Linked DNA regions of Homo sapiens: region 2 is linked to region 1. A link is an interaction called in ENCODE POLR2A ChIA-PET data of the cell type or tissue named here. Cell type or tissue: OCI-LY7. All regions are shown on one strand. Links, peaks and the distances in the headings refer to the core of each region. The heading gives the core; the rest is flanking DNA.

Region 1 (5,389 bases), core at 335-5,334:
TAGTTTATAAAGCCATTTATGACCTGGCCCAGCTTTCCTCTCCATTTCTGCACATTCCCTGAACATCTCACCACCACCTCGCATCACCACGAAGATGGAAGGAGCTTCTCCCAGACCTGGACGCGTCCTCTGTACGTGCTGCCCGTCCTGCCCGAAATGACCTGTCTTTCCTCTGCACATTCTAAGTCTTCCTTAGTGGAGCCACCTGCTCAGCAAAGACATTCCTGACCACCCCCTTTCTGTCACCCTGTTTCCCCCAGTTCCTCAGACTCCTTAAACTTGGTCCCTCTTTCAGGTCTTTGAACAGGTGCTTGTCTCCATCTTTGTCATCCTTATTGCAATTTATCTCTCAGGTCTCCACTTAAATACCACTTGGAGGAGAAATCCTTCATATCCCATTGACTTCTCCAGTCAGGGCCCCATCTAATTTTCTACTAGAATCCTGTTCTCTTCCTTCATTACACTTGTCACAGCTTTTTAAAGTAATCAATCAATAAAAAATATAGTGTATGAACTTGATTTAAGACTACACACACAAATACTTGAGACTGTAACGTTGGTAAATTTCAAGGACTATGTTTTGCTCTTCATTGTAGATCCAGTAATACTGGGTGCTCAATAAAATATTTGATGAACAAATTCTCTTCTCAAAGTGCTCAGAGCAGTTTGTACAGTCTTTAAATATAACACTTATTCCATAGTAATGTAATTATTTTCCTTCATATCTATCCCCATCCCTGGATTTTGAGCTACTCAAGACTAGGTGAGATGGCCCCACAGCATCCTGCACTTGGCATATCTTAATTGGCTTTAACCTGTCTTCCGGCTTCTTGGTGGCAAGAGCAGCTTGTTAGAAACATGCCTGGTGCCTAACACAGTGTCTGGCACACAAATAGGTTTTAAACAAATGAATGAATGAATGAATGAATGAATGGCTAGAATGTCTTCCCCTCCATTTTCCCCTGACCTCCCAAAGTGCCCTTTAAATGTTGGAGGATATTGCATCCTATCTCTTCGGTGAGATACAGTGCACCGTCTGTGTGTGTTTCTTACTTAAAGCACATTCCATACAACTTACAGAACTTTAGATTTACAGAAGAGATGTATAAGGATGGAAATTACTTCCTTGAAAAAAGGATTTTTTCTGCAACATGATACAGAGACCTGTAGGCATGCAGCTCTTTTTCCTGCATTGAATTTAAAGTATGATTTGCTGAAAACTGCTATTTGTTAATTCTTCAAGGAGAGTCTATTTTATAAAGCTTGATGTACTTGTGTGCAAATAGGTCCACTTTTGAGCTGTGTTAAAGTAATCAGGCAAATCCTTACTCATCACCAGGTAGGACCTGGTTTGCAGGCTGGTGATACAGCAGCTGCAAACACGGCACTCAGCTTGGGCTGCAGAAATCAAGATTGGCGCGGACATACCCAGGCAAGTTCGAGAGGAGGTGTCTGCCTAGGAAGGGGATGCAAAACTGCATAATTCAAAGGAGAAATGAAAGGTACCAAATGAAACTGCAGAATACTTACAGAGTGCATGATTACCCTCTTGAAATACCTGAAGGACTGCCACCGAATTAGGCTTTTCTATATGACCCAAAGGAAAGGCTCAAGGTGCAGGTAAGATTTGTGTTTAATATAAGAAAAAACCATTTAACAGAATTGTACGGAAAAGAACGGGCTGCCTTAGAAGAGACTGGCCTTCTGGACACCAGCGGGGTGCAAGACAAGAGAAGGAGAATAATAGTGGTAACATTGTAGGAGGTATTTAAGCATCAGATTTGGGAATAGGGTTGGTGAGGAAGAGGTAATTAATACTAAGTAATAGCAATGATTTGTTGACATAAGTCCCGTGTGTAGGGATTTAATCCCCTATAATGCTGTAAGTTGTGAGGGTACACTTCGTCCACTCCATTTTACAGATGAAGTAACTGAGGCACACAAAGCTTCGGAATGTGCCCAAAGTCACCAAGCTAGGGAGGGCTGGGGTCAGGATTCAAGCTTAAGTCCATCCACTTCAGGAGCCTACGCTTTTAGCCACAAAGACTGCTTATGTCCTGTCCAACTCTAATTTTCTGGGCCTTAAATATTGAGATACCAAGAGAAAACCTATAAAGGAGTCTCAAGTGTATCTGGTGAAGCTGAGTCCTTCACCTTCTTTCCTTTGTCCTCCAGCATGATTCCTATGCTTACGACTACAGAGCATCAAGCCAGTTTTCAAGTTTATTGTGTGTCTCTGTGTGTGTGTGCATAGATCTGACAGGGCTAGTTCATTTCAAGTAACCAAGTATGTCTTTGGACAGCTCTTGTCAAGATCCAATAGAAGAGCCAATTCCAAAAATATGTTCCTTTAGTGGTTTTTTAGGGTTCTCTGCTCTGCACGGATTGACAATGTGGTAACAAGAGACATTCTGGAGACTGGATTTAATGCAACCATATGCTAGACAGAATGAGAACCCATATTGCAGCAGACCAGCCGGTACATTTCCATGTTAACAGAAGCTTGATTGCAAATTACATTTAGTCTCAACAGCTCAGTTCACTGCACACAGATGCCATGGGGGACTGTAAAGTTAGCGAGATGTGGGGGAGTACGACTAACATTTTTTTTTGAAAAAAAAAAAAAAATCCTTCAGCTGATAGAATGCCAAGGAGCATCAGCGCTGATGCTGAAAAGAAAACGCTGCTATATTTGTTTTGCCAGAAAAGGAAAAATAATCATTGTCGCGAGTTGTTAGTCAAATTATGAATACGAGCTCGGCTGGTAATTGTCTGATAATACAAACAGTGATATTAGGGTTGTCAGATGCGGCACGCACTGTTTGACAGCTAACATGTACGTGCTCTCTGGATGAGGAGCTGGTTCACTGATTCCAGAAGTCAGGCAAACAGAGGGCTGGGTGATGGAGGAGAGCTTCCCTAGGATCCTGGCCCCCAGTCCAGGGCTGGATCCGGGTCAGCTCCCCAAAGTGTGGTCAGTATCTCCGCTACACAGAGGAGGGTCTGTGAAACTGCAAAGAGCACAGTGTGGGTTTCAGTGGCAGATGCATCTCTTACTTACTGTGCAACCCTTGGCAACTTATTTAACATCTCTGAGCATACATTTTTCCACTTCTAAAACAGGGATAATTTTCAACCAGGTCCTCCTCCTTTGTGAGGATCAGCTGAGAACCTTGTGTGTGAGCATACAGTAAACCACATGGTGCTTTCTAAATGTTGGGGCTGTAAGTTGTCTACTTGGCTGGGTTTCTTTTGCTCCCATTTTAAGAGCTGAGCTACAGTGATTTTTTGTCCATTTTCTCATGGCTGGAGCAGATTTTTTTTCTGTCTGAGTACAAACACCTTTCAGATAGAATCATTCATCTTCTTTTCCCCAAGGAGTGTGGCCACAGGGCACCTTTCACCTAGAGCCCTCCCTGACCCCTTTATTACATGCTTGTCCCCTAGGGAAGCTAGAACACTTTCATCAAGTTCTATCTTATATGCATAAAGCCCTCATGCTCTCCATCCTCCTGTTCTCCAGACACAAAGCTGTGATAGACACCGATCTGCTTAACAATGTGTTCTCCCCTTAGCCTCTAATTCCCTGGACCCCTTGCAGTTGAGTGTGGCTGGGTGGCTAAGTTCTAGCCAAAGGCATACATATGGACAGGAGTGATGTACACAACTTCCAGACATCACCTTTAAACTTCCTATGCGTGCCTGATCCTCATTCTCTTTCTCCAACCTCCAGCTGAGTGGCAAAGACCTGAGGAACTAAGGGGAGGAGAAAACCAGAAGATGGAAGGAACCTGGGTCTCTGAATGACTGCCTGGAGCATAACTCCCTTGCCAACCTGTATTGTGCTGGGAAGTGGGTGAGAAATGAAAGTCTGCTCTCTTAATCCGCTGGTATTTGTTGGTTGGTTGTTAATGTAGCTAGCCCTGCCATAAAACCCAAGCAATCATTGACTTTATCTCATTACACAAAATGTGTTGTTACCAGAAAAACAACCAGTGTCTCCTCAAATACTCCCTGAAAACACCATGCTCTTTCACACCTCCAAGCCTTTGCTTACATGACATTTTTTCCCTTGTCTCTTCTCTCCTGAACTCCAATTACACTTTTGTATTGAGTAAACTCCTACTTGCAGGACCCAGCTCTAACACACCCACCCAGAAGTATTGTCACTTCCTCCCCTGGGCTTTCACAAAACTTGTACATGCCCATTATTATGTGATAATGGAACTATGGTTTACACATATGTGTCCCTCCTCTTGAGGCAGGCACTATGTCTTATTCAAGGCTTTAATGGACGTCTAAGGCAGCTCTCTTTTTTCCTTTCTATTTTTGTCTATTATCTATGGAATTAGGTACCCTAAGGCTACATCTTCCAGCTTAAAAATAGAGAGGCACAGAGACAAATGGAATTGTCCATTTGATTCACCTTTAGAAGATCTCATCATAGCGCAGGAAAAGGAAGATCACATTTTTCTTTCTACCCATCCACCAACCAAGGCCTATACTGGCTACATACAGAGACACGAGAAGGGGGAAGGATGCTCACGTGAGAGAAGCAGGCATAAAGTGTTGTAGACATGCGGAACTTCCCTATCAAAATAGGCCTCCTGCCTCTCTCTCCCGCTCACTGCATTCCCACTTGGCACCCTACTGGGACCCCCAAGAAAGATTATCCTTCTAATGGCCAGAGGCAAAGCTGTAGCCTGCTCACATTTGAGTCCAGCAAAGCCAGTCAATAAGGGCTGTGTGGAATGTAGAGCTCTGTTCACAGCAGGGCCTGGATGCTCACATCAAACACTGCTCTGTACAACTTAAGGACACCCTGCTGCATTCCAGATTTGAGGGAAAAATTCTTTTTTTGTTGTTTTTGTTTTTTTGTTTTGTTCTGTTTTCAAGTGGCTATTGCTGCTGTTACTTGTTTTGGTTTGAGAGCTCACTTCACCCAAACACACACACACACACACACACACACACACACACACACACACACACACACACATTTTGGGGTTTTCAGAAGCTGTTTATTTTGTTGCTTTCTTAATGTTGATACTTTGGGCTTCTTTATTTGCCACTTTGATGTTTTCATTGACATTATTTTCTTTCAGTTAACTCCTGGAAGATACACAGGGATTTCCCAATGATTGCAAAGCAGGCGTGGCAAAATCACAGTCTTGGATTCAGAATGGGAAGCCCAGGTTTGAGTCCTAGCTCTACCACCTTGCTGGGACAAATCATTCCACCTTAGTTTGTCTCTAAAATAAGAAAAATATGAACTCTGTCTTTCCAGACTTTCAAATTCCATAAGGACAGGGGTCATGTCCATTTTTTTAAAAATTGTCTCCATACACCTATCCTAGCACCTGGTATGTTGTAGCCCTCAGTAAAGATC
Region 2 (5,389 bases), core at 145-5,144, 1.6 Mb after region 1:
CCTGTGACATAGTTTAACATATTATTTTGTCCTCTGTATTTGTATAAATTGGCAGTTGGATCTAGACCCTTTATCAGATTTGGATCCCTCTTCCTCCTCCCCTTTCTCCTTGGGGCAAGACTACGTCATAGGTGGAATTGCATTCTATCAGGAGACACATAATTCTGTTTGTCCTTCATTCTGTGATGTGAGCAACGCTGATTATCAGTTAATTCATTTGCAGTTGCAAAATGGTAATATTCTATAATTTCTTCTTCAACTATTAGCTGGAAAGTTGCATAAAATGGAACTTTCTTCTTTTTCTTGGTTACCTAGTGATACAGTTTATTTAGTAAAGGCAAAATAAATGTTTGAATCTTTCCCTTGATCCATTTTCAAAATAATGAATGCAGTCCCTAGCATTCTCTGATAGTAAAAAACTATTTTCCTTTTTCATAGTACTATGAATGCATGAATTTAAGCATATTTTATATGTTTTAATCCATTGCAGTTAGTATCCTTACTGATGCTCAGATTGCCCAATTTGTGGTCAATGGGGGTCTATTGACACTGGCATGTAAGTCACTTGAAACAATCTTAGTAGGTTTTGATATCTTCCTTGTTATCTAGTATGGCAAGCTATACCAGGCTTATGTTTGTATTTTCTGCCCTGGATATAAAAATAACATCTGAGAAATAGAGATGGTTATTATTACTGGTTTGGTCATTGTTTGTAGGCTTTTTTAGTGGATCTTCAAAAAAGATGGTTCTTCAAAAAAATATGGTTCTTCAAAAAATAAAATATCTCACGAATTCATTGCAATAATTCCAGTTATGATTTAGTACTACTGATATTTTGCTTAACTTCTCAAACTTACATCTATATCTCCTTTCTCCCTAAAGAAAATTTTACTTCTCAAGGGCACAAGGGATGATAGTATTAGATTTCACATAATTACTCATTTGCTTCATCTCACATTACAAACAAAGCACTGTTAGAATCAAAATACCATCACCAATATGATTACTGGAAGCAGTTAGAAACATTTTTCCCCCTGCTCCTTGCAGACCAGGGCTAACTCGTAGGCAGTGGGCCCAGAGTCGGCCTGAAACATTTTTTACAATTACTTTTTTTCTTAGATTATATCCTCTTTAGAGATGCACATTCAAATTTATGTGTTTTAACGTTTCCTGTAATAGTTTCTCTCTATACATTTATGTCATCGGTAGATACAGAGTAGATTTATTTACTTTGTTGTTTCCGATTTATAGATATAGTTATTTTGTTTAAATTATATTTTAAAATTGTACAATATATTTGTACCTCTCCAAGATCAAGTCTACAAATAAAATATATTCAAAGAAGTCTACCTTCTAGCTCTATTTCTCCTCTAAAAACCACTTATCCCTTTATAGTTAACCTCTGTTTTTGTTATTTGCTTACACATAAGTAGAAAAAATACATCATCCAAAACCCTGGTTGGGATAGCGGTGATAATAGTAATATTAGTGGTAGTTGTAGTAATACCATTGAAATATTAGAACGCTCTCTTACATGTATGGTGTGTTACAATTTATACTCTTTTATTCCATTCATTGTATCATTTGTATAATAACTCTCTGGGACAAATGTTATTTTCATTTTATAAATACAAGCATGTGTCGCATAATAATGTTTCAGTCAACAACAGACCACAGTACAATGTCGGTCTCATAAGATTTTAATGAAGCTGAAAATTTCTATCACCCAGTGAAGTCACAGCTGTTGTAATGTCATAGCACAACTCATTACTCACATGTTTGTGGTGATACTGGTGTAAACAAACTTACTGCACTGCCAGTCATATAAAAGTATAGCACATACAATTATGTACAGTACATGGTACTCAATCATGATAATAAACAATTATGTTATTGGTTCATATAGTTACTATACCATATTTTTATCATTATTTTAGAGTGTGTCTCCTTCTACTTATATACTTTTTAAAATTTCACTGTAAAAGAGACCCAGGCAGGTCCTGCCGGAGGTATTTGAGGAAGGGTTGTTATGGACGGAGATGGCAACTCCATGCCTGCTGTTGCTCCTGAAGACCTTCCAGCGGGACAAGATGTGGAGGTGGAAGATAGACACTGATGATCCTGACCCTGTGTAGGACTAGGCTAATATGTGTATCTGTGCCTTAGCTTCTAACAAAAAAAATTTAAAGAGTTAAACAAAAATAGAAAATAATAAATAGAAAGAAGCTCATATAAAAAGGACATAAAAATATTTTCATGCAGCTCTTCAATGTGGCTGTGTTTTAAACTGTTTTTAGAAGAGTTAAAAAGTTAATAAAAGTTAAAAGCTTTAGAAAGTTAAAAATTTACAATAAGCTAAAGTTAATTTATTATTGAAGAAATTAAAAATTTTAAATAAATGTAATGTAGCCTAAGTGTGCAGTGTTTATAAAGTCTACAGTAGTGTGCAGCAATGGCCTAGACCTTCACATTCACTCACCATTCACTCACTGACTCGCCCAGAGCAACTTCCAGTCCTGCAAGCTCCATACATAGTAAGCGCCCTGTACAGGTGCAGCAGTTTTTATCTTTTATATTGTATTTTTACTATACCTTTTCTATGTTTAGATGTGTTTAGATACACAAATACTTTCGATTGGGCTACAATTGCCTGCAGTATTCAGCACAGTAACATGCTGTACAGGGTTGTAGGTTTGTAGGAGCAATAAGCTGTACCATAGAGCCTCGGTATGTGGTAGGCTATACCATCTAGGTTTGTGTAAGGACATCATAATATTTGCACAACAATGCACTCGCCTAATGCAGGGGTCCCCAACCCCCGGGCCACGGACAGGTATGGGTCTGTGGCCTGTTAGGAACCAGGCTGTACACCAGGAGGGGAGCAGCAGGTGAGCGAGCATTACCACCTGAGCTCTGCCTCCTGTCAGATCGGGGCGGCATTAGATAATCACAGGAGCTCAACGCCTACCCCTATTGTGAACTGCACACATGAAGGATCTAGGTTGCGGCTCCTTACGAGAATTTAACGCCTGATGACCTGAGATGGAACAGTTTCATCCCGAAACCATCCCCCCACCACCCGCACCACCCAGACCACTCATCCATGGAAAAATTGTCTTCCATGAAATCGGTACCTGGTGCCACAAAGGTTGGGGACTGCTGACCTAATGACACATTTCCCAGAACATATCCCTGTCATTGATACCTCTCGGGTTCAATTTTTATCTCTGCGGAAATGGGAACTGTGCAGGTTAAATGAGGTACTGTGACACTATGGGCCACATGAGACTGCACATGCCCCAAACTGCCGTAACCACGGAGGATTTCCTGGTGACGCAGAAGCTGTGTATTATAGAACACAGTGCTGCCAAATGAAGAAAAGATATTCAGCTCAAGCATAATCAAAAAAATTTTTTTTCTGCTAAAATTATGAGGGGTACAACCCCTTTCTCTTCAAGCAGCAACTGGGCAGAGCTCATGGGCATAGGGCCCAGCACACAGGCATGGATGCTGTCAGGACACAGGGGCACTGAGCCATTGTTCTCAGAAACCACCATTGTGACGTCATTCCCACATAAAAACTAATTATTGTCATGGATTTTATTTTAAAATATTAGACGGAATCAAAGCTTCCTAAACAAAACACTTGAACAAATCTATAAGCAAAACTTAGGACTATTTCTGCTAACTGAAACGAACCTCCCTGTTATGAAGAACTTGATCTTTTTTTTTTTTTTTCTTTTGAGACGGAGTCTCGCTCTGTCGCCCAGGCTGGAGTGCAGTGGCGCAATCTCAGCTCACTGAACCTCCACCTCCCGGGTTCACACCATTCTCCTGCCTCAGCCTCCTGAATAGCTGGGACTACAGGCACCCACCACCACGCCCGGCTAATTTTTTTTATATTTTAGTAGAGACGGGGTTTCACCATGTTCGCCAGGATGGTCTCGATCTTCTGACCTCGTGATCCACCCGCCTCGGCCTCCCAAAGTGCTGGGATTACAGGCGTGAGCCACCGCGCCCAGCCAGAACTTGATCATTTTATTGCCCCATGTGTGGCAGAGGACAGTCCAGGGAACACCAAAAGGATTATTACAGCATGAATTATTCTAGAGGTAGCAGCATCGGGACAAACTAACTTCTCTTAGCCACACTATTACCCATTTCTTGGTGATGAGGCAATCAGAAATGAATGCCAGAACCTCTTTGTATTCAGATTTACATTTCGGTCAACCATAGAGAAAAAGGAAATAGTTTTGTATTTCTTTGACTTAGTTTGGTCAATCTTGATCAAATTATCTTTTGCCTTTATAAAATCCTGAGTTTACAAGTCTTCTGGGTGTAGACATAGATACATATTCAGACTGGTGGGCAGTCCAAATGTGAGAATTTTATTTAAAATCTTGGCCCTCAGCTGGGCAACCATAGATTGCTATACGCCTTAGAGAAAATTGACTAAGTCAAGAGTTATTTCTGTCTTACTGAGCACCAAGCCTGATACATTCAGTTTCCTCTCCTTTTCTTTAAGCACCACAAAAGAAAAGGTTTCTTTTGATACGATTTATTATGGTACTTTTCAGGTGGACAAGGAGTGACACAGGGTGGAGGAGTCACATCACACTTCCTTAAATCAATGTCTTGTCATCAAACTCTCATTGCATGGGAACGTAAGTAGTGGGGCTTAGGCTATGAATATAAAGAAATGTCTTCTCAATAAATAACTCCTCCCAGGTGTTAGTACCATCTTCTGGAGTTGAAATAAGCCTTTGTTTTATGCCTTATGCTAGAAATAAAAGTCCTAACATCTTTAAAAACTCAACATACTATTTTCCTTTCCATTCTTCTGAGCTAAAGAAATAAAATGAGTTGTATGGGGCAGTCATAAGCTGGTTCTGATTTTAGGGCTAACAATATCTAAGCAGATGTCTGGAGTTAGACATCTCTTAATTTTCTTTGAGCCTCAGTTTTCTCATCTTCAATAGGAAATTGGGAATCTCAGTCCAATAATTTTTTTTTTTGCAAAAATCAAATGAGATTTCGCTCCAAAGGCAATCTGCAAAGTAAATTGCTATAGGAGAATAAGTATTATTATTATTAAGATCCATTTTATTAAGACCAAGTATACAGTTTCTAGGTAGCAAAGAGTCCTTATGGTTTGGTGAATAAATGGCCATTTGACTAAAAGACTATTTTCCTCCTCTTTTATTCCCCATTAGGGGAAGTTAATTTCTTTGGAAGCAACAATGCTCACTTGAAATCCTTTAAAGATTCTCCATTTCCTATGAATCAAGTATAACCTACTCATGTTGCCAAATCAAGGCATTCATAGTACTGTCCAAAACTCTTTTTCAGGACTTATATTTCAATATTTTCATTATACCTAACAAATAAG

Evidence for each region. ChIA-PET counts read pairs that join two places held together with the same protein. Peaks named below come from ENCODE experiments on the same cell type or tissue, not always from the same donor. Only the 100,000 strongest peaks of a DNase experiment are listed, where the experiment ranks them.
Region 2: POLR2A ChIA-PET joins it to region 1 with 10 read pairs; 2 of 35 experiments call an interaction of 5 or more read pairs at or near these places.

The regions. Positions count from the first base shown.
Region 1 is chr3:189,136,907-189,142,295 of GRCh38, reverse strand. It overlaps a transcript of TPRG1 not described here. Among named protein-coding and RNA genes, the nearest start is that of TPRG1, 32 kb to the left of the region's middle. RefSeq lists an enhancer at 4,487-4,988. In OCI-LY7, for the core only: no CTCF peak of the experiment used is centred there; no DNase peak of the experiment used is centred there.
Region 2 is chr3:187,534,561-187,539,949 of GRCh38, reverse strand. It overlaps LOC105374262 (a long non-coding RNA gene), which reads left to right and starts at 4,006. Exons shown (of 6, transcript XR_007096211.1): 1 at 4,006-4,112; 2 at 4,578-4,664. In OCI-LY7, for the core only: no CTCF peak of the experiment used is centred there; no DNase peak of the experiment used is centred there.